Regions from separate parts of the Homo sapiens genome. Here region 1 is linked to region 2. Evidence: chromatin loops called from intact Hi-C (ENCODE). Cell type or tissue: transverse colon. All regions are shown on one strand. Each heading gives the region's core, and the rest is flanking DNA. Links, peaks and the distances in the headings are about the cores only. Region 1 has its middle 22 kb from the start of DNAJB8-AS1. Region 2 holds the start of LOC90246 (a long non-coding RNA gene).

Evidence for each region. A loop is a pair of places that touch in the nucleus more often than their neighbours do. Peaks named below come from ENCODE experiments on the same cell type or tissue, not always from the same donor. Only the 100,000 strongest peaks of a DNase experiment are listed, where the experiment ranks them.
Region 1: a loop joins it to region 2, with 16 times the contacts of the local background. A loop is called at or near these places in 4 of 110 quality-filtered maps.

Annotation. Positions count from the first base shown.
Region 1 is chr3:128,435,822-128,446,498 of GRCh38, reverse strand. No RefSeq gene overlaps it. Among named protein-coding and RNA genes, the nearest start is that of DNAJB8-AS1, 22 kb to the left of the region's middle. RefSeq lists an enhancer at 10,220-10,677. In transverse colon, for the core only: no CTCF peak of the experiment used is centred there; no DNase peak of the experiment used is centred there; H3K27me3 peaks cover 2,027 bases.
Region 2 is chr3:128,502,057-128,512,733 of GRCh38, reverse strand. LOC90246 (a long non-coding RNA gene) reads right to left here and starts at 4,899. Exons shown (of 1, transcript NR_026954.1): 1 at 2,139-4,899. GATA2-AS1 (GATA2 antisense RNA 1) reads right to left here. Exons shown (of 3, transcript NR_125398.1): 3 at 9,527-10,677. RefSeq lists an enhancer at 7,343-8,542. In transverse colon, for the core only: no CTCF peak of the experiment used is centred there; no DNase peak of the experiment used is centred there; H3K27me3 peaks cover 6,322 bases.

The DNA of each region.
Region 1 (10,677 bases), core at 1,146-9,145, 66 kb after region 2:
AAATCTGCCCCCATGATCCAATCACTTCCCACCAGGCCCCACCTCCAACATTGAGAATTACATTTCAACATGAGATTTGGAGGGACAAATATCCAAATTATATCAGTTACCATCACCATTACAGCCATAACACATTATATTGGTGTCGGCAAAATCATTACCCTTACCATGAACATCAGCTTTACCACTAGCACAAGCACTACCAGCACCACCACTACCACCACCATCACCATAACCATGACTCCCACCATCACCATCATCACCATGAACACCACCTCCATCATTATTACAACCACCACCATCGCCACCACCATACCCATCACTATCACCATCACCACCTCCATCACCACCACCACCATCACCACCACCTCCGTCACAATCACCACCACTGTCACCATCACCACCTCCATCACCACCATGACCAACACAACCACCATGACTATCACCTTCACCACCACCACCGTCACCATAAACACCACCACCTCCATCATCACCATCCCCACCACCTCTAGCACCACCACCACCACCATCGCCGCCATCACCACCACCACCAGCACCACTATCATTACCACCACCACTATCATCACCATCCCCACCACCACCATCACCATCACCACCACCACCACTATCATCATCACCACTACCACCACCACCATCACCATTGCTACTATCACCATCACCATCACCATCCCCACCACCATCATCACCACCACCACCACCACCACTATCTTCATACCACAACCACCACCTCCATCACCACCCCCACCACCTCCAGCACCACCACCACCATCACCATCACCACAACCACTACCATCATCACTACCACCATCATCACCATCACCACCACCACCATCACCACCATCATCATCCCTACCACCTCCAGCACCACCAGCAGCACCACCACCACCATCATTGCCATCACCACCATCATCACCACTGCCACCATCATCATCACCATCCCCACCACCACTATCACGACCACCACCATCACCACCATCACCATCCCCATCACCTCCAGCACCACCACTACTGTCACCATCACCACCACCACCACCATCAGTAGCAGCAGCACCACCATCATCACCACCACCACCATCACCATCATCACCATCTCCACCACCACCATCATCACTATCCCCACCATTATCACCATCACCACCATCATTATCACCTTTAGTGTTAGCAACAGAGGACAGCAGGGGAGAGGTTAGAGATTTGGGGAGGGAGACATTTCTTAATGTCTCTTTAGAGAGTGGGAGGATTGGGCCGGGCGCGGTGGCTCACGCCTGTAATCCCAGCACTTTGGGGGGCCGAGGCCGGAGGATCATGAGGTCAAGGAGTTCAAGACCAGCGTGAACAACATGGCGAAACCCTGTCTCTACTAAAAATACAAAAATTAGCTGGGTGTGGTGGCACGCATCTGTAATCCCAGATACTCAGGGATTATCACCTTTAGTGTTAGCAACATCATCACCGCGTTATTATCACCTTTAGTGTTATTATCACCTTTTGTGTTAGCAACATCATCACCACTGCTACAGGCATCACTATCATTACTAACAGAAACCCATCACTGCCACTACTACTGTCACCTTCTGTATCGGCAAGATCAATATTGTTGCCTTACACATCAGTATCACCAGCATCACCTCAAACATCACCATGACCATGTCCATCACCATCAATGAGACTCTACCATCACCTCTGCCACCACCACCTTCTCTATCACCTCACATGCACCACCAGTACTTGGACCCCCACCTTGCCGGCCATCATTGCTCCCACCTTCAGGAAGCCACCATGGCCACCAGAAACATCCTCATTGCCACCCCTAGTGCCAGCATTGCCACCTCACGCCTACCACCACCTAATACCTAACCTCTACCACTTCCAGCCTCATTGGCACCATCACCACTACCAAGTCTGAATCACAGTGGCAGACTGTCAACTGCACCTCAACCAAGCGGGGGAAAAATTATGGCACATCCATGAAAAAATAAAAGAAAATGAAATCACACTGGCAGAGCTGCTAGATGTCTGCCGCAATATCCATCCCCCTTTTCTTCCTTAGAAACAGAATGCCAGAGTCTTCCATGGCACAGGGGTGCTGGGAATAGAGATCACATTTCTTAGGCTCCCTTGCAGTTAGGTGTGGCCATGGGACTAAGTTCTAGCTGAAGGGCTCTAAGTGAGAGTGTGAGGGACTTGCAAGAAATCTTAAGGAGGGCAGCCCCTTCCCTGCTGCGGCCCAGGCAGCCACCCCCTCTCGCCCACGTTACCACGATCACCGCCTAGCGGGTCTTTCTGCATCCTCCTTTGCCTCCTGACTCTATGCAGCAGCTAGTGTTCTGTGAAAATGTCAATTAGACCAGTTACTGCCTTATTCAAAACCGTCCAGCCAAGAATGAAATCCAAACTCCTTCTCCTAGGCACAACGTTCTGCCACCTCTTCATTCCCATCTCCCACCAGACTCCCTCTTGCTTGCTAATCCCTATGTGGCACTGCTTTTGAAGCCCCTAATGAACGACTCTCCTGCTCACCACAGGGCCCTTGCACATGCTGTTCCCTCTGCCCAGAATGTTCTTCAACCTCTAACTTCTATGGATTCTTTCAGCTTCTGCTAAAATATTCTTTGTTCCAGGAGCCCTGCCCTGACCCCCTAGCCAGGTGAGCATCTTGTATACTCTTGCTTCAAGGCCCTGTCCTTGTTTGTAACAATAAATCTGTGTGTTTCCATGTTGCATGCATCCTCCCTACCAGGTGGGGCTGCCCTGGGGGCAGGGTATGTTGGGGGACGGTTGGTGCCTTCTGTTTTCTCAGTACCAGAAACAGCACCAGGTACATGGAAATATTTGTTGAAAACAATGCATGGGTGAGGGAATTAATGCTGACCCCATGTCTAGATCTAGACTCCTGCCTCAGTTTCCTTCAGGGAAGTATTAAAGTTTTCCTTGCCTCAGTTTCCACATTTATAAAATGGGAATAACTATAGACCCTACTTATTGCGGTTGTTTGGAAGATATGAATAAGGGTTTAGAGCACTGTACGGCTGAAGGATCACATAAGTGCCTCCGATACTGTTTTTGTTTCCCTGCCCACTGGGTCTGTTTTAATGACACTGGGGCCTCTCTCACCTCCAGCCTGCTGGAATAGACATCGTCCCTGTCTCATCCTGTCAGCCTCTTTCCTGAGATCTGGACCTACTTCTGACTTCTTAGCTCCTGAAAGGTCCGGACGGTTTCCAACACCCTCCCTAGCAGATCATGCCCCTTGATGTGAACCTGGGCCTGGAGCACATCCAGGTTTGCCTTCAGTCCACCTCCAGCGGAGCCTCCAGTCCACCTCCAGGACAGCCTCCAGCCCACCTCCAGGGGAGCCCGGCTTCTCACTCCCCCACTGTTCTCTTAGGTCACCCCTGGTTCCCATCTAAACTCACCTGACTCCAGCATTTTGGCTGAAATGATACATTCAGCAATTTTTACTGAATGTTCAAATGTTATTTAATCACAACAAAACTTGCGTACTCTAAAACTTAAACAATACAGAGAAATTAAAAAACAAAATTAAATAATCACTCCCAAACCCCACTACCCAAAATAATCATCATGAACCTGAATGAGTGTAATTCCACATCCCTCTGGACCCCTAGATACCCAAGACCAAGAGAGGCCAAAAAATATGTAGCTGGAATCACTGGTGTAATAATGCATCATAGCATATGTGCAGTTTAACAGTGTGAAAAGGTTCCATTGAATCAGAGTTAAAAAAGCTTAGTGTGCCATAGGAGGAACTAATGTGCCATGGAATGTTGTGCTGGTCCACTCTGCTGCTGAAGCCGTGCTAAGCAGGCCCGGGAAGCAGTGTGGCATGCACCCTGGTTATCTTGGTAAGATGCATGGGGCTTGCTGTATCCGTGGGGACCTGAGGGATCCCAAGCTCTGGGGCAGGCTGTGAAATCTCTTTTGGGGAAAAGGAGAAGCTATTGCCCCTCACACCTTTTACCACAAAGAAAGAGGCACAGCATTTAGTGGGCCTTCTGGGACTGGGATGCAGCAGCTATCAGCCTTGGGGACACTGCTCTGCATTCATCAGGTAGCTCAAAGGCTACACATTTTGAGTGGGCCCCAGAGCAAGACAGGCCCCGGCAGAAGGCTCTGACTGTGGTCAATCTGCCCTGAGGCCTGGCCACACAATGTGATGGCAACAGACACGCCTTCGTGCGGGATCTCCGGCCAGTTCTGGTAGGAAGTTGCTTAGAGTCCTGCAGCGAGGGCGTGCTGTCCTAGAAGGAGCTCCTGGAATGCTGCTGGGCCCTGCAGAGCCTGGGACATCCAGTGACCCTGTGACAGCAAGCAGCTGGCTGTGATCAGATCCACTGAGTCCTGAGGTGGCTGGATGGCTGGCACAGTGGCCACCCATTGTGTGACAGAAGGCGGAGGCGCTCAGGTCCAGACCTGAGCAGGTCTGCGGAGGAGGCCCAGACTCCCTGTCACCCATCTCTGTTGCGCTGACACCTATTCCTGGGCTCACCTATGGCTTCATGGGAGGGTCCCCTAAGGCCACCTGATAGAATTAAAAATGAAGGCCTGGCCCACAGACGGGTCTGCAACCAAATATGGACCCCCATGCTGTTCTACAGTTCCCAGGAGCGCCCCTGTAGAGGAGCAGTGCTTCGGGCAGCCCTGTAAGCAGTGCCCTCAATGGCTCCAGCTGTAGGGAGAGACCCTGACCTGAGGAGGGAGTGGCATGAACTTGTGTGGCCAGGCTGGCTGGCCATGGACCCAGAAGGAGCGAGCTTGGGAGATCTGAGGCCAGGAGGTCTGGGGTTAAAGGACAGGTTGGGCACAAAGTGTGTGCATCTACCACAGACAGATGTGACAACCAGGGGAGCCTGACCTGGTCAGTGGCCGCCAGTCAGCCTGTGTCCTTGGCCACTCCAGCGCTTGCACAAGCGGTTTATGAACAGAGGCACCAGGAGGGCAAGAGTGGAGCCATCGGTCTCCGCTACTGTTGCTGGGAAATAAGCAATCACAGTGGCAGAGACAGATGCTGAGTCGGTGATTGGAGACATCCCTTGAGACTGACAGCTACTCAATGGTAGGTTGGTTACTTTGGACCCTGCCCCCCATGGAGGGGCAGCAGCTCGCATGTGCACCCACCCTGGTTTGCCTTCTGGCTGCAGAGCCTCCACTGACATCCCCTTCCCAGGGCTCATGGGGATCTGGTGGCAACATTTCTCCAGCAGGGCAGGAGGCTTCTCAATCAGTTTCCCATCAGAACCGAACACACAGAAAATGATTCGAGTGATGACTTTCTCAGTGTACCCCAGGATGATACAGAATTGGTACCATACTAGATACCCAGGAGAGAAGTTAATCCACTATGTACAATGCAATCCTTAAGTTTAAAAGCTTACTCCTCAGGGAACCCTGGCATCCTGCACAATTGCCTTGGACTAGGGGACTGAGCTGCTGTAAGGAGGTGACAACAGGAATGTAAGAATGGGTGTCCTGACCTCACTTTATTTCACATTACTCAGAAGTGGCTGGTCTAAGAGGAGTGGCCCATGGGAGACTCAGCTCAGGTGCCCGCCTGACTAGCAGCCCGAGGGCTGGGGTCTTGTCCTGTGGGCGGCAGTGCATGCAATGAGCCCAGGCTGGGCCCCGGAACCGGAATACACACCTGGAGTTTGGGGAGGAGGCCCGCTCACCATCATTCCCTTTTGCAGAACACAGACTTCCTGCCCCACAATGTTTCGCTCTGCCAAATTAGCAGTCCTGGCTTGATGGTGGGATGGGACACATGACAAATATGCCACTGAACCTGAAGCCACAACCACAGCCCAGCAGTGAGCCTGCTTGTGAGGGTGATCAACTTGGCCACTGTGAGAAGACTACTGCTGCTGCCCAGGGTGGAGACATCTAAAACTCAGGGAAGGCTCTGGGGCTTCCCCTGGTCCTTCCGTACCTGGGGATAATGACAAGTGGGCAGCTGCAGCAACCTCAGCTGGAAAAGGGCAAGCCAACTGAGGTCTCAGAACCCCCAAGGAAGACCAGGCTACCCCACCAGGCAAATGTCCCAGAGCAGCTGACACACGGACCGCAGGTGGCGGCTTCCAGAAGAGGTGGTGAGGTGGGGGTGCTGCTGAGCATCAGTTCCAGCACTGAGACCAGGTGCAGCAGGAGGGACTGTGACCCATCCAATACTTGCGTATTAACATTGAACAAAGATCCAGGCTGGCCGCTACCTTGATTTAAGCTCTGGACACACAGGACTCAGTGATACCACAAGCAGGGCCGAGCTGGTCAGGGGTGGCGGGTGACCTTCAGCAACTACCTCTTTCAGTGTCTGTGTTTCGATGCTTTGACACCTGGGGCCTTGCTGAGCCTGGAGGGACCACCTCTCTCATGGTCGGCCAATCTATGGTGATGACATGACTCGCTCTGAGCTCACCTTTCAAATGCAAAACCACCCAACCCAATGTCCACACCCCAGCTACCTTCTTTTTTGGAATCTCACACTCCAGACCACCATCCCTCTGCCCTATCCCCGCAAGGGCCAGGACCAGACAACCAGGGGCAGCCCTGCGCCCCAGAGCCCCGAAATTATTCAAACAAATCAGCCCTACACCTGCTTACCCACCTCACCGTTAATTCCATGATGGAGGCTCCTGCCTTCTGGTCCTCTCTCCCTCTGCCTCCTGACCCACCCAGTGCCTCCCGGGCAGCCCCCTCCTCTAAGGAACTGTGAGTAATAAACTATCTTTTCAGCGGCAGTCGTTGCATGGTCTGTTGGCCTTGCTATACTTCAGATTTTCTGTTTCACATCCATTATTTTTAACCGTGGACTGCATCAGACACCTCTGTGCCCACTTCACATCCTCTTGACCTCCTGCTTGTCCCAGCCACGGTGCTGTCATGGTCTCTTCCATGTGGTCTTTGCACAGCTTTGCAACTCACTTCTTGCCAGAGCTGGCATGCTGTGAGGACTGCCTGTGGGAACTGCTTGGCACTCACACAGTGCAATCCAGAAGCACGAGGTCACTGGGTGGCCCAGTGGATGGATGGGAGCCTATGGCTGTGTGCCCCTCTGCCATCCCTGGGCCAGACAGCATTCAGCACCTCCCACAGGTTTCCACAGATGGCCCCTTGGGGTGGAGCACAGAACCCCACAGAGGTGGCCGGGTTGGCAGTGCCTCCTGCTGCTTTTCCTCCTTCCCTGCCTGGCTCCCCTGTGGCTCACTCACTCCTATCCCCTGGCATTGCTTCCCACCAAAACTTCCTGCACACAGACTCCTTTCTTCCAGGCAGTCCTTTCAGGGGGAGCTCAGGCTAAGGTGAGCCTTGGGTTGCCTTTCCCAAGGTCTGTGCTGAGAATGAAGGGAGATGGTGACGAGGGGAGCTAAGAGCTCCTTCCACCGGCATCCCTAGCTGGGGGTAGAGGGGGGCTCCTCCCTTGGTGAAGGGGAGAGGCATCTATAGGAAAAGAACTGAAGGCTGGCCATTGCTGGCTGTCTTCTATCCCTGGCCCAAATATTGGAGCAGCCCTGGGGCAGGGGAGCGAGAGCCCCTATGTGGATTGGAGGCACCCACCTGCCGCTGCCCCTGCTGGAGGTGTGACCTGAGGCTGAAGTGAGGAGGCAGGGCCAAGGGCAAGCCTCCGGTCTCCTCCTGCCCCACAGAGGCCTCATGCCCATTCTGGAGGCCAGAGCCCAGATGTGGAGACACCTGCTCCCCAACCGCCTGCAGTGCTCCAGGCACACGGCTGCAATCCTCTTAGCCTCTAGGGGGCTCTAGACTCCCTACCACACCTTCCCCAATACTTCCATGGGTCCTGAGGCTGAGGGGCTTTCTTCAGGGTGGAACAGCAGATCCAGTTAGGAAGGGCCCAAGTTTCAGTCCAGAACCACTGCTCCCGAGCTCTGATCTGTGCCTCAGTTTCCCCACCTGAAGAATGGAAATGACAAGGAGCAGTTCACAGGATGGGAAGGATGGCAGCAGAGAGGATAAGCTGGCTCCTGGGATGGGGCCTGGAGCCTGTCCCCTGGCAGGGGGTGTCTCCCTGCAGATGACAGAGAATGGGCTGCCTTTCCTTGCATGGAAGTCAGCACTGGGGTCAGGCTGGGCTGCAGCTGGGGGAACCTGGATGCCCCTGGGCACTGAGGGGGCACCTGAACTCTGAGCTGGGCCCAGGGCTGGGCCAGAGGCCTGCAGCAGGCCCCATGGTGGCCCAAATGCCAGGCTTTTGGGGGAGGTCATTTGTGGTTCAGCTCTTGGGTCCCATAAAGGAAGGCCCCGTGGGGAAGCGAGTTCTCTGTGAGCTTCAGTTCCTTTCTTTTCTTTTCTTTTTCTTTTTTTGTTTTATTTTTAAATTTTTTTATTTCAATAAGTTTTTGGGGGAACAAGTGGTGCTTGTTTTATTTCAATAGGGTTTGGGGGAACAAGTGGTTACATTAACAAGTTCTTTAGCAGTGATTTCTGAGATTTTGGGATTTTGGTGCGCCTATCACCTGAGTGGTGTACACTGTACCCAAAGTGTAATCTTTTATCCCTCACCACCCACCCTTTCCCCTGAGTCACCAAAGTCCAATGAATGGATCATTCTTATGCCTTTGCGTCCTCATAGCTTAGCACCCACACATGAGTGAGAACATACGATGTTTGGTTTTCCATTGCTGAGTTGCTTCACTTAGAATAATGGTCTCCAATTCCACCCAGGTTGCTGCGAATGTCATTATTTTGTTACTTTTTATGGCTGAGTAGTAGTCCATGGTATATATACACCACATTTTCTTTATCCACTTGTTGATTGATGGGCATTTAGATTGGTTCCATATTTTTGCAATTACAAATTGTGCTGTTATAAACATGTGTGTGCACGTATATTTTTTGTATAATGACTTCTTTTCCTCTGTGTAGATACCTAGGAGTGGGATTGCTGGATCAAATGGTAGATTTACTTTTAGTTCCATTCATGTCCTTAGCCCAGTTTTTGATGGGATTGTTTGTTTTTTCTTGCTGATTTGTTTGAGTTCTTTGTAGATTATGGATGTTAGTCCTTTGTCAGAGATACAGATTGTAAAGATTTTCTCCTACTTTATAGTTGTCTTAACAGACTCTGCTGATTATTTCTTTTTTGTTTTTTTGAGACGGAGTCTCGCTCTGTCGCCCAGGCTGGAGTGCAGTGGCGCGATCTAGGCTCACTACAAGCTCTGCCTCCTGGGTTCATGCCATTCTCCTGCCCCAGCCTCCTGAGTAGCTGGGACTACAGGTGCACACCACCACGCCTGTCTAATTTTTGTTGTATTTTTCAGTAGAGACAGGGTTTCACCATGTTAGCCAGGATGGTCTCGATCGCCTGACCTCGTGATCCGCCCACCTCAGCCTCCCAAAATGTTGGGATTACAGGCGTGAGCCACTGCGCCCAGCCTGATTATTTCTTTTGCTGTGCAGAAGCTTTTCAGTTTAATTAGGTCCCATCTATTTATCTTTGTTTTTGTTGCATTTGCTTTTGGGTTCTTGGTCATGAAGGCTTTGCCTAAGCCAATGTCTAGAAGGGTTTTTCCGATGTTATCTTCTGGAATCTTTATGGTTTCAGGTCTTAGATTTAAGTATTTGAGCCATCTTGAGTTGATTTTTGTATAAGGTGAGAGATGAGGATCCAGTTTCATTCTACATGTGGCTTGCCAATTATCCCAGCACCATTTATTGAATAGGGTTTCCTTTCTCCACTTTATGTTTTTGTTTGTTTTGTCAAAGATCAGTTGGCTGTAAGTATTTGGCTTTATTTCTGGGTTCTCTATTCTGTTCCATTGGTCTATGTGACTATTTTTATACCAGTACCATGCTGCTTTGGTGACTATGACCTTATAGTATAGTTTGAAGTTGAGTAATGTGATGGCTCCGGATTTGTTGTTTTTGATTCTGAGTCAGTTTCTTCATCTGTAAATGGGATGGCTCCAGCTGCCCTGTAGGGCTGTGAGAGTCCTGAGGTTTACTGATCCGATCCTGGCAGGAGACGTAGTCTGCAAACTAGGGGAAAGGGCTTAATGAGCTGGCCACTTACAGATGCTGCTTAAGGGATGGTGACAGTACAGAGAGCAGGAAGCCACCATTCCTGCCTCTAGGGAGTGGGAGCAGGGCTGTTACTGGAGCTCTCCCAAGCTGCAGCCCAGGAGAGGGCCACCCTCCCACCACAGTGGGGACTGTGGCTCTTAGTCAGGACATGGCCAGCCTCAACCCAGGAGATGCTGGATGAGTAGTTCTGGCCACTCTCTCCTTCCACCCTTCCAGTCTTCAGCTGGTGTCCCCATTGGTGAACCAGACCAGAGGCAAGGGCAAGGGGACCGTGGCAGCAGAGCACACAGGGCATGGAGAGGGATGGCTGTGGTCGTGGAGGAGGAAACAGAATGTTCAGTATAGTAAGTGAATTGCTGGCAGCCTGGGAGGCTGAGTTGTGCTCTGCCCTGGGTCCCTGGGGCTATAGCACCTATGAGAGAGACTTGCTCTCTGAACCCCTGGCCTGAGGCTGGCAGGAACCACCAGGCAGAGGGCACCCCACTGATGAGGGACGGAGGTGGTATAGGCCTGAGGCTGTACTAAGTGCTGGCAGCATGGTTTTTGTGACTGGGTCTGTGAGAACCAAGCCCATGAGGGAAGCTGGCCCAGCCAGGCCCT
Region 2 (10,677 bases), core at 1,038-9,037:
TACACTCCCTGCTCCCCCACTGAAGTAGCTGTGGAGTGACTTGTAAAGAAATTGTGGAAAACATTCCCTATCAGCACATAAATGAACCAATTATTTAAAAAGGTGGATGAAAAGCCATGTTGTGGTTATAATCAACATCTATTTAATCAGTCCATATTTATGGACTTAAAGATGTTTCTGGCCAGGCGTGGTGGCTCACGTCTGTAATCCCAGCACTTTGGGAGGCCGAGGCAGGCGGATCACAAGGTCAGGAGATAGAGACCATCCTGTCTAACACGGTGAAACCCTGTCTCTACTAAAAATATAACAAATTAGCCAGGCGTGGTGGTGGGTACCTGTAGTCCCAGCTACTCGGAAGGCTGAGGCAGGAGAATGGCATGAACCTGGGAGGCGGAGGTTGCAGTGAGCCGAGATCGCACCACTGCACTCCAGCCTGGGCGACAGAGTGAGACTCCATCTCAAAAAAAAAAAAAAAAAAAAAAGATGTTTCTAATGCTTTTATTGTTTTTTCATTTATTTTCTTAAGTGCTAGTATTTCTGAACACTGTATTACTAAGGGTGTGATTGTGGGTATGTACAATTTACATTAACATAGATTCCAGGCAATTGCTCTCCCAAAAAGGTTGCTTCAATTTATATTCCTGCCAATAGTGTAGAAGAATGCTTACTTTCCTGTAGGCTTGCCGTTGGATGGATATTATTGCTCTTGTTATTTGCATGAATTTTTTTTTTGCCAGTCTGCTAACTGAAAAATGGTATCTCATCATTGTTTTAAGTTTTCATTTATTTGATTATGAATAAGGGCATACTTTTCATAACTTAATTGACCACTATATTTCTTCCTGTGTGAATTGCCTATTTTGCTACTGGTTTTTTTTTCTTTTTCTTATTTTTTTTGGGAACACTTTGCATATTGTAGATATTGATTCACTGTATACATTGCAAATATTCTCTCGATCTATTTGTTTATCTTTTAAACTTGTTTACAGTATCTTCACCAGGCAGAAGTTGAAATTTTTATATAGTCCAAGGAATCCAAGGAAGCATTCACTTTTTACAGCTTCTGCTTTCTGTGCAATGCTCAGAAAATCACCTCCCACCCCAAAGTCATAAGAAAGTTGTACATTCTATCTAGCATGTAGTACATTTCAACTACAACTATAATTGTATTTTAACTACATTTTCAATTTCAACTGTATTCCTGCTTCAACTGTATTGGTGACATTTTAATACTTAATATATAAGCTAGGTGTTGGGTATATAGGTGTTTTTTATATTATTCGATCTAATTTTTTGTGTGCCTGAAGTATATATATGTATATACACACACATCTCTCTCTCTCTCTCTCTCTCTCTCTCTCTATATATATATATATATATATATATATATATGTAATTTTTTTTTGAGACAGTGTTTGGCTCTGTTGCCCAGACTGGAGTGCAGTGGTGTACTCATAGCTCACTGCAATCTTGAACTCTTGGGCTCAAGCAATCCTCCTGCCTCAGCCTCCTGAGTAGCTAGGACTACAGGCATGTACCACATAGCCTGGCTAATTTTTTTTAATTTTTATTTTTAGTAGAGAAGAGCTCTTGCTATGTTGCCCAGGCTGGTCTTGAACTCCTGGGCTCAAGCAAGCCTCCCTCTTCAGCCTCCCAAAGTGCTAGGATTACAGGTGTGAACCACCATGCCCAGACTACAATATATATATATTTAAAAATAAAGACAGGGAAATGCCTAATACATTTTTGATGGAGGCTGGGTGCGGTGGTTCATGCCTGTAATCCCAGCACTTTGGGAGGCTGAAATGGGCAGATCACTTGAGGTCAAAATTTTTTTGATGGAGTTGTACTGCCCCAAAACTTCAAGTCTGGTAAAAACAAACAAACAAGCAAACAAAAAGCAAAACAAAACACAAAAACAAGACAAAAATTTTTTTGAAAAAGTCTGTGATGTTATTTCCAAGCCCAAGCAATCTCTGCAGTCTAGAATCTGCACCATTAGGAACTGGCCACTAGAGAACTGAGATCCCCAATGCCCACTTCAGATGTGGGAATGGTGAAGGGTGGGCAGGGAGTACTCGTTTTCCTCCTAGAGGGCAGGGCTGGGCAGTTGAACTGGCTGCCCAAGAAACTCAACATTTTTTTTTTTACATCTTTATTGATGTTAAACAAATCTTTTACATCTTTATCTATATAATTCACGCACTATAAAATTCACCCATTTAAGATGAACCATTCAATGCCATTCAATGCTTTTTAGTATATTCACGCAGTTGTACATCCATCATCACATCTAAGTTTAGAACACTTTCATTGCCCCCAGAATAAACCGTGTTCCTGTTAGCAGCCACTTTCCATTCCTCCCTCCCGCCAGCCTGCAGCAACTACTAATCTGCTTTCTGTCTGGAAATGGAATCACACAAAGCCTTTTATGTCTGGCTTCTTCATTACTTTTTAGGGCCATATAATATTCCATTGTATAGCTATGCCATATTTTGTTTATCTATTCATTAGCTGATGGGCATTTGGGCTATTCCCATTTCTCAATTATTATAAATAATGCTGCTATGAACATTGTGTGCAAATTTTTCTGGGGACACATGTTTTCATTTGCCTTGGGTAGATACCCAGGAGTTGTAATCCTGGGTCCTGTGGTAGCTCAATGTCTAACATTTCTCAGTATTTTTCTAGCAGGGCTTTGGATGTGCTGCAGGCTAGGGGTCTCCCATCCTCCTTTCCCTTACTGGGGGTTGACATGGCACTTTTCCTTCCCTCTCTGCACAGGTGAGGTTGGGAGTGAGGGGGGCCTTAAGCCTAGACTGTAACACGGTCACTGGGGTCCAGCTCCTGGAGCCGGACCTGTCACTGGGAGAGACAGTGTTACCTCCAGTATTCATTTTCCATTGCTGCTGTAACAAAGTGCCACCAACTGAGCAGCTTCAAGCAACATCCATTTAGCATCACAGTTTCTGTGCACTGCAAGTCTGGGCAGAGAGTGCCTCAACTGTATTTTCTGCTTAGGGGCTTACAAGGCAAAATCGAGGTGTTGGCAGGCTGGGCTCTTTCCCGGAGGTGCTCATTAGGGTTGTGAGCAGAATTCAGTCGCTTATGATTGCAGGCCTGGGGTCTCCATTTCTTTGCTACGTGGCCTGAGGCTTCCTTTGTTTTCAAAGCAGCAGTCGCGCTTTCCATCCTTCCTTCCCAAGCTTTAAATCTCCCTTTCCCCCATGCTGTCTCTTTCCAATGTCCTTTCTACCTCTGCCACCAGCCATGGAAAGTTCTCTGCTTTTAAGGGCTTGTGTGACCCACTGAGCCCATGTGGATGATCCAAGACACTCTCCCTATTTTAAGGTCAACTGACGAGCAGCCTTAATTACATCTGCAAAGTCTCTTTTGCTACGTGAGGTAACAAATTCATGGGCATTGACAGTTTCCAAGGATGAGGGTGGCATCTGTGGGGAGCTGTGCATACATCTGTGCTGCCTAGCACACCTCCCCCAGAGGGAGCATGGGAAGAAGCATGTGCATGGATTTTGGACAGGCAAGGGCGTGGGCCGGGGTGGGTTTCTGCCGTTTCGCCACCCAGCATCCATTTCCATCCTTCTGAAACTGCATCTTGATTTTCCACTGGGGGCACCGCTCTGCCCCAGCCAGCTGTGCTTTGTGAAGAGGTTGGACTTGGGGCTTGGGGCTCAGGCCTGGCCAGTCTGACCATGGTGCCTTCCTGACCCCAGAGGCCAGGTCAGGGATGACAGACACATGACCCAGCTGAAGCTAATGAGAATCTGCAGAAGCTTCTGGAAGAAGACCTCACATTCTTCCCACTGGACTTGGCCACAAAAGGGTGCAGGGGTTGGAGCTGCTGCCACCATCTTGCAGCCACGGCGGCAGAGTCCGTTGGAGAATGGCACCGCCGTGGCAGGGAGAGAAGCCTGCGTGCTCGTCTGGATGTTGTCAGCACCCCGATTAAGGCCACCTGAGACAGTCCACCCTGGAGCGTTCAGTTTTGTGAGCCCAAGAATTTTCTTTTTCCATAAATATGTATAGTCACATGAATGCCTCAAGTGTGTGTTTAGTCTTGAGGGTACACATCTGTGAAAACATGACCTTTGGGTGTGGGGTGCTAAGTGGGACTAAGACCCAGAGAGACAAGAGCCAGAGCATGGGTGCCGGGTGCCCCACGTGTGGGGACAGGTTGTGCTGGAGGGAGAGGCTGGAGGCTGTTTTTATAGAAGAACTGGGTTTTCTCCCCCATGTTCATAACTTTTAATTTTGATGCAATTTCCCATATACCCTTTACCTAGATTCACCAATTGCTTACAACTTGTCCCACTGGCTGTACCATTCTCTCTATATTAATATGTACGGAGACACACGCATATTTCTCCTGAACCATCTGAGAGTATGGTGGAGACATGATGCCTCTCTACTATTGTATATTTCAGTGTTTGTTCCCTAAAAACAAGGACATTCTCTTACATAAACACATATGCTTATCAGAGCTAGGACAATTTGCATTGATATGATACTATGATCGAACCCCACAATCCATATCTAAACGTCAATTGTCCCAAGAATGTCCTTTATAGCTATTTCTGTCCTGCTCTAGGATCCAGTTCAGGACCCCACATTGCATTTATTGGTCATGTCCCTTTAGTCAAGGAGGTGACATGTGAACATGGCTTGGAAACTCTAGTGGGTCCTTGACATCCCCAGGAGTGAAATCCAGAAGAGCTATTTGAATGGCCTCATACATACGTGTTCTTTGGTGACTTGCCTTTTTCTCTCACAGTATTGTTGGGAGGTACATCTGCGTTGATGCGTGACACTGTTGTTCGTCTTCATTGCTGTCGAGTATTCCATTGTGTGGGCATGACATGGTTCATTTATCCTTTCTCCTGTGAATGGACCTGGGTGGCTCCCAGGCGTTGTTACTGTGGTTGTGTTTATATCAGTGGATGCTGCTGAGATTTTACCTGTGCAGGGAACTGCTGAGCTCACCTGTACACACGTCCTTGTTAGTGTTGCCAAATTCTCTTACAAAGTGCACTTTCCAAAAAACACTCCCACCAGTGGCGTGCAGAGCTCCTGCTGCCCCACCTGTCCACTCACATTTGGACCTGTCAATTAATTTAATTTCTTCCTGCAGGATGTGGATGAAGCCATCCCCACGCATTTGCCGGGCCACAGGAATATGCTTCCTATTCCTTTGCCAGTGGTTGGTAGCATCCATGTACTTTGCACAGGTTTTGCCACAGTTAGAGTGCATAGAGGGCAATGGCAAGCAGAGCCCCAGCCCTGGCTGCATGGCTGTTTCTCTCTTCCTGTCTGTCTGTCTCTGTCCTTTCTCTCCCTGATGAGGACATGCCCACTCTCTGCCCTGGTGGGATAGGAGCTCATCATGGAGGATTCTGGGTGTTGATGGAGGCTGAGAGAGAGGCCAGGCTCCACTGGACAGGGAATGAAGCAACTTGGGCTAAATCCTCCAATTGGGAGGCTCCTCTCGGATCCTGGCCAAGCAGAATGCCACGGCCATAACATGCCTCCCTTTGTGGGCCTAGCACCTAGGAGCCCTCACAGGTACAAGAGTTGTTTTGTGGACTCTAAACAGCTTCTATAGGTGCTAAGGTGAGTTGAGAACCCCAATCTATTCATCCACTGTTTATTGAGGTCCTACCGTGTGCCAGGCTGTGCCTTTGAAGCTCCAGATGCAGAAGATAACAAGACAGATGAAGTCACCAGTGCCAGCCCCGGGCTAGTTTGCCCTTAGCTCTTGTTATCCCATCCCTTGGCTCTGTGTCACCCATCAGGGAGGGGAGCTTAGCCCCAAGGTGTGAGGCCAGCTGGATTCCTGCTGGATTCAGCCAATGAGAGGCCCTGGAGTGAACAAGGGAGGAGCCAGGGTATTCTCCCCCTTCCTCTTCATCTCAGGTGGCATCTCTGGTGTGGCTCTGTCTTTCCTACAGCTACAGCTCCCACTGGACAGGCCTGCTGAGTCTCCCTGTGTCACCCAGGCCTTGGGCTCTGGTAATGCCATCTCCTCCCATTGCCCCTCCAACCCTGGGGAGGTAACAGCTTCTTGCTCCTAATTTCTGTGCTGCCTCATTGTCCCCTGTTCTTAGCAATTCCATCACCTGCACAATCACATCTCTGAATTTTAACTTTTAAATTAAGCTTTACACTTTTCAAGTGACTTCTATTTCCTTGGTGGGACCCTAGAGATACTCTCCCTCTCTTCGTGTTGTGTATATTAGAGTGGAGAGAGATGGATGATGAACAAATTAAGAAACAAATAGTTATGGTAAATGATGTGAAGAAAATGAAACAGGGTATCCTCTTGGGGAGGGAGCTCATCCTTGGAGGGTTGGGGCAGAGAAACACCATTGAGGAGAGCAGCAAGGTGTGCAGCTAGAAGAGCAAACAAGGACGCCTCATTTACTGGGCACCTACTATGTGTCAGCCCCTGTGCCATGTCCTACAAAAGACCTGATTATGTCTTTTGCAGTTAGTTTTGTGGAAACTGGCATGCAGCAGAGGTTCAAAACAAAACCTCTTCAAAATCACGTCAGTCATTACATAAACTCTTGACATAGATACTTTTGGCAGAGACTGTCAGGTATCTTCCAAAAGCTATTATTCCTCCATAGAATTTTAGCTGAGCACATGATTTCCCAGAGCAAGACTACATTCCCTAGCCTCCTTTGCAGCTAGATATGGTCATGTGACTGTGCTTTAGCCAATGGGATACAAGTGGATGTGTCAGCTTTCAGGGGACTTCCTTAAGAGACAGCTGATGTGAACATTTTGTTCTTTATTCACTTCCTCCTTGCTGCTCCCTGGAATGTAGATACAATGGTGAGGCTGTAACAGCCATCTTGGAATGTGAGGCGACGAAAGCCAACCTTGCTTTCTGACACCAGGGAGTGATATAGTAGCCCTGGATTGCCTACCTGTGAATTTTCACATGACAGAAAAAAAAATTTGTATCTCCTTGTTATGTGCAGCTGAATCTCATCCTAGCAACACAGTACTAATATTTTTATATGATAGGTGAAGAAACTGAGGCTCGAGGAGGGGAAATAACATAGCCCTGGGACTCAGAGCTGATCTTACAGCAGAGTAGGGACTCAAATTCAAGGCCATCTGCTATCAAGACCCTTTCGGCTCCACTATCCTACTCATGCATCCTGCACTCATACGGGCGTGTATAAGAATTCCCAAGGAGGTGAGTCGATCCTGCGCACAGTGGCAGCCCCATCTCTGTCTTGCTTCCCAATCCAATAGGTATATGTGGCCCTTTGCTCATTACTATTGTTCCATCTGTCTATTGCTGCTTTAAAAATGACCCCAAAACTCAGTGGCCTAAAACAGTTCATTATTATTATATCTCACAAACTGGGTAAAGAATCTGGATGGGCGGTGCAGGGATAGCTCGTATCTGCTCTGTGATATCTGTGTCCTCAGTGGGGATGACTCAGATGGCTGGGGGCTGGGGCAATGGGAACTGGTCCGGCAGCTCTTTCGCCACCATGGCCTCTCCACCTGGCTCCAGCCTCCTCACATCATGGTGGCCTCAGGGCAGTTGGATTTTTAACATAGCAGCCCAGGACTCCCAAGGAGAGACTTTCAAGAAGCAAGGAGTGGGCGCTAATCATCTCTTCAGGCCTGGGCTGGAAACTGCAGTGTCACTGCTACCGTATTCTCCTGGTCAAGTCATCTCAGAGCACACCCACATTCAAGGCCCCAAGTATATGAGGGTGTAACAAAGACCTGGTGGGCATCTTTAATCAGCCATGCCTGTGACCACCAGGACTCTTTCAGTTGTAAGAGGCAAAAACCCGGCTTCAGATTGACCGGAGGGAGAGAACTGGGAGTTGTCATTGGCTCATGTCACTGAAAAGGCCAGGGCTCTAGCTGGCTTCCGGCACTGGGGCTGAACGCTCGGGAGCCAGTCTGTCTCTGTCTCTGCTGCTCTGTGTTGGTCTCACTCTCCGGCAGGCTCTCCTGGGTGGCAGTAAAGATGGCCACCGCAGCTCCCAGTGCCACATGACCCCAGCAGGAGGGCAGTCCCCGAGGATTCTTGCCAAGTTTCCAGGTTGGACTCTCCATGGATCCTCCAGAGTCATGTGCCCAGAATCAATCAGCCAGGATGGCTCTGACTGGCTGGGCCAGAGGTGGGTGCTCCACATGGACCACCTTGAACTGAGAGTGGGAGGGGGTGGTCCCTGGAGGGAAAATCTGGGTGCGGCTACCTGGATATGGACACACAGATGCTGCTGCAGTGATCCACTGGATGCCCAGTTCTGGGCCCCTGCTGTGTCCCATGCAGGTGGTCTGGACAGGCACAGGGCTGACCCGTGGTCCTTGCATGGAGTCCCGAGTTCCCCTCCTCTAACATCCCAGGCCTTGGCTCCGGATGGCCCCATGTTCTGGGCCTCAAGCATTCATCTCTGGAAGGGCAAGACCTCTGGGACCTCTTGCCGGGAGCTGCAAAGCCTGGAGACCGGCCTCTCAGGCTTGCCTGCTGGCCCTGGGTAATCTTCATCCTGACCCCAGGCTGCAGGGCTTCCAGAACCCACCTGTGCTCCAGCTGTCACCCACAGTTCATCAGGAGGTGGTCCAAGAAGGTGACCAGGCCCAAAGTATGAGGAAGCCATGTGGTATCTGGGTACAGGGACAGCTAGTGCCAATGTTCTGGGGTGGATGTGTGCCAGCTGTTTGAGAAACAAGAAGGAAGCCAGTGGGGCTGGAGTGGAGCAAGCAAAGGGAATGAGACCAAAGAGGCCAAGAGGGACCCGGGTGCTGCGGGAGGGTGTGGCGCAGATGGGACAGGTTTGACTTACATCTTTTTTTGTTTTTGTTTGAGACAGGGTCTCACTCTGTTGCCCAGGATGGAGTGCAGTGACACAATCAGCCTCACTGAAGCCATGACCTTCTGGGTTCAGGTGATCCTCCCGCCTCAGTCTTCAAAGTAGCTGGGACTACAGGCGTGCGCCACTGCGCCTAGCTAACTTTTGTATCTTCTGTAGAGATGGGGTTTAACTGTGTTGCCTAGGCTGGTCTTGAACTCCTGGGCTCAAGCAATCCACCCACCTTGGCCTCTTGAAGTGCTGGGACTACACGCGTGAGCCACTGCACCTGGCCTGACTTCTATCCTCACGGGCCCCCGCCGGCCACTGTACTATGAACAGAAAGTGGGGAAGTTGAGGACTTCCAGCAAGGAGGCTATTCCAGTAGTCCAGGCGAGAGCTAGGACCAGGCCGGCTGCTTGTTGAGGCGGGAAGTGGTCAGGTTCTAGAATGACAGACGGGAGGCTGGTGTGTGAGGAGGGGGCAGGCAGGGCCCAGGCCTGGACCCTGGCTGCCACCTCCTCACTTTCTAAGGAATGGACTTTCTGGTCACCTTCATGCTCACTCCGACTCCCTACTCATCCAGTCCCTCCTGCCCACAAGGTGGCAGGGCAACTTCCAAAATGCACATTGAGCCCAGCACACCAAGGTAGCTAACGCTAGACACTCTTTCCTTCTTAATGTTCGATGCATTTATTTCCATGTGATTCAGAACATACACAACTAGCTCACTGACCCTTGATTTCGGCAGTAATATAAATTTGCCTTTTAGAAATAATTTGGTTTACAAAGACATGAACTGATTTTAAAAAAAATGATTAAGGAATCGGGGGAGGAAGAGATGCAGCAGAAAGACCTGGGCAGAAACCCGTGAAGATGGTGCTGGGAATGACCGGGCTTTGGGGGCTTGGGCCTGCGGCAGAGCACCAGCCCCTCTCTGTGCATTCCTGGCCCACGGGCCCCCACCCCTGTGCTCCCACACACCCAGGTCTCCACCATCATCCCAGCCTTGGGGAGCCCTACCTTTTCCAGAACATGCTGGGCTGCTCCACCCCTTGGCCTTTGCATGTGCTCTTCCCACTCTCCAGATGGCACAGGTTGTCTCCAAGATATTTTGCAGGACTGTTAGTCATTTATGTTTTTTACATTCAAAGTTTTAATCCATCTGAAGTTGATTTGGATCTCTAAGACGAGTGCAATTTTATTTTATCCCAGATGGATATTCAGTTGTGGCTGGTACCACTTACTTCACAGTCTGCCCTTCTCCCACCGAATCAAAATACTACCTTTGGCATATATCTCATTCTCATATATCCTGAAACTTATTTTTGTATTCTCCATTCCTTTCCATTGTCTAGTCCTCTGCCAATGCCATATTGATCTGATTACAGTGACTTTGCAGTATGGTCTTATTTCCAGGAAGGCAAAACCCCCACAGCAGTCTTTTTTCCAGTCTTCCCTGGTAATTCTTGGGCATTTATTCTGCTGCATAATCTTTCAGATCATTTTATCTAGTTTTTTAAAAAATCACCCTGTTGGTAATGGAATTTGAATTACATTAAATTTATATGGAAAAAATGGGAAAATTGACATTTTTCTGATATTAAGTTTCCCCATCCAAGAGCATGTCTTGCTCTTTTTTAGATCTTATTTTAAAATCTGTCAGAAGATTTAATTCCATCTGTTTCCAAACTTTTACTTCATATGCTTCATTTTCATAAACGATAGACAGTGCCCTTTCGTGATGAAAATCCTGCCAGTTCTTTCTTCAGCTGAAATGCTGTGTGCCTTGTGAACATCAGCATGGATGCCTGCAAAGGAAAGGTCA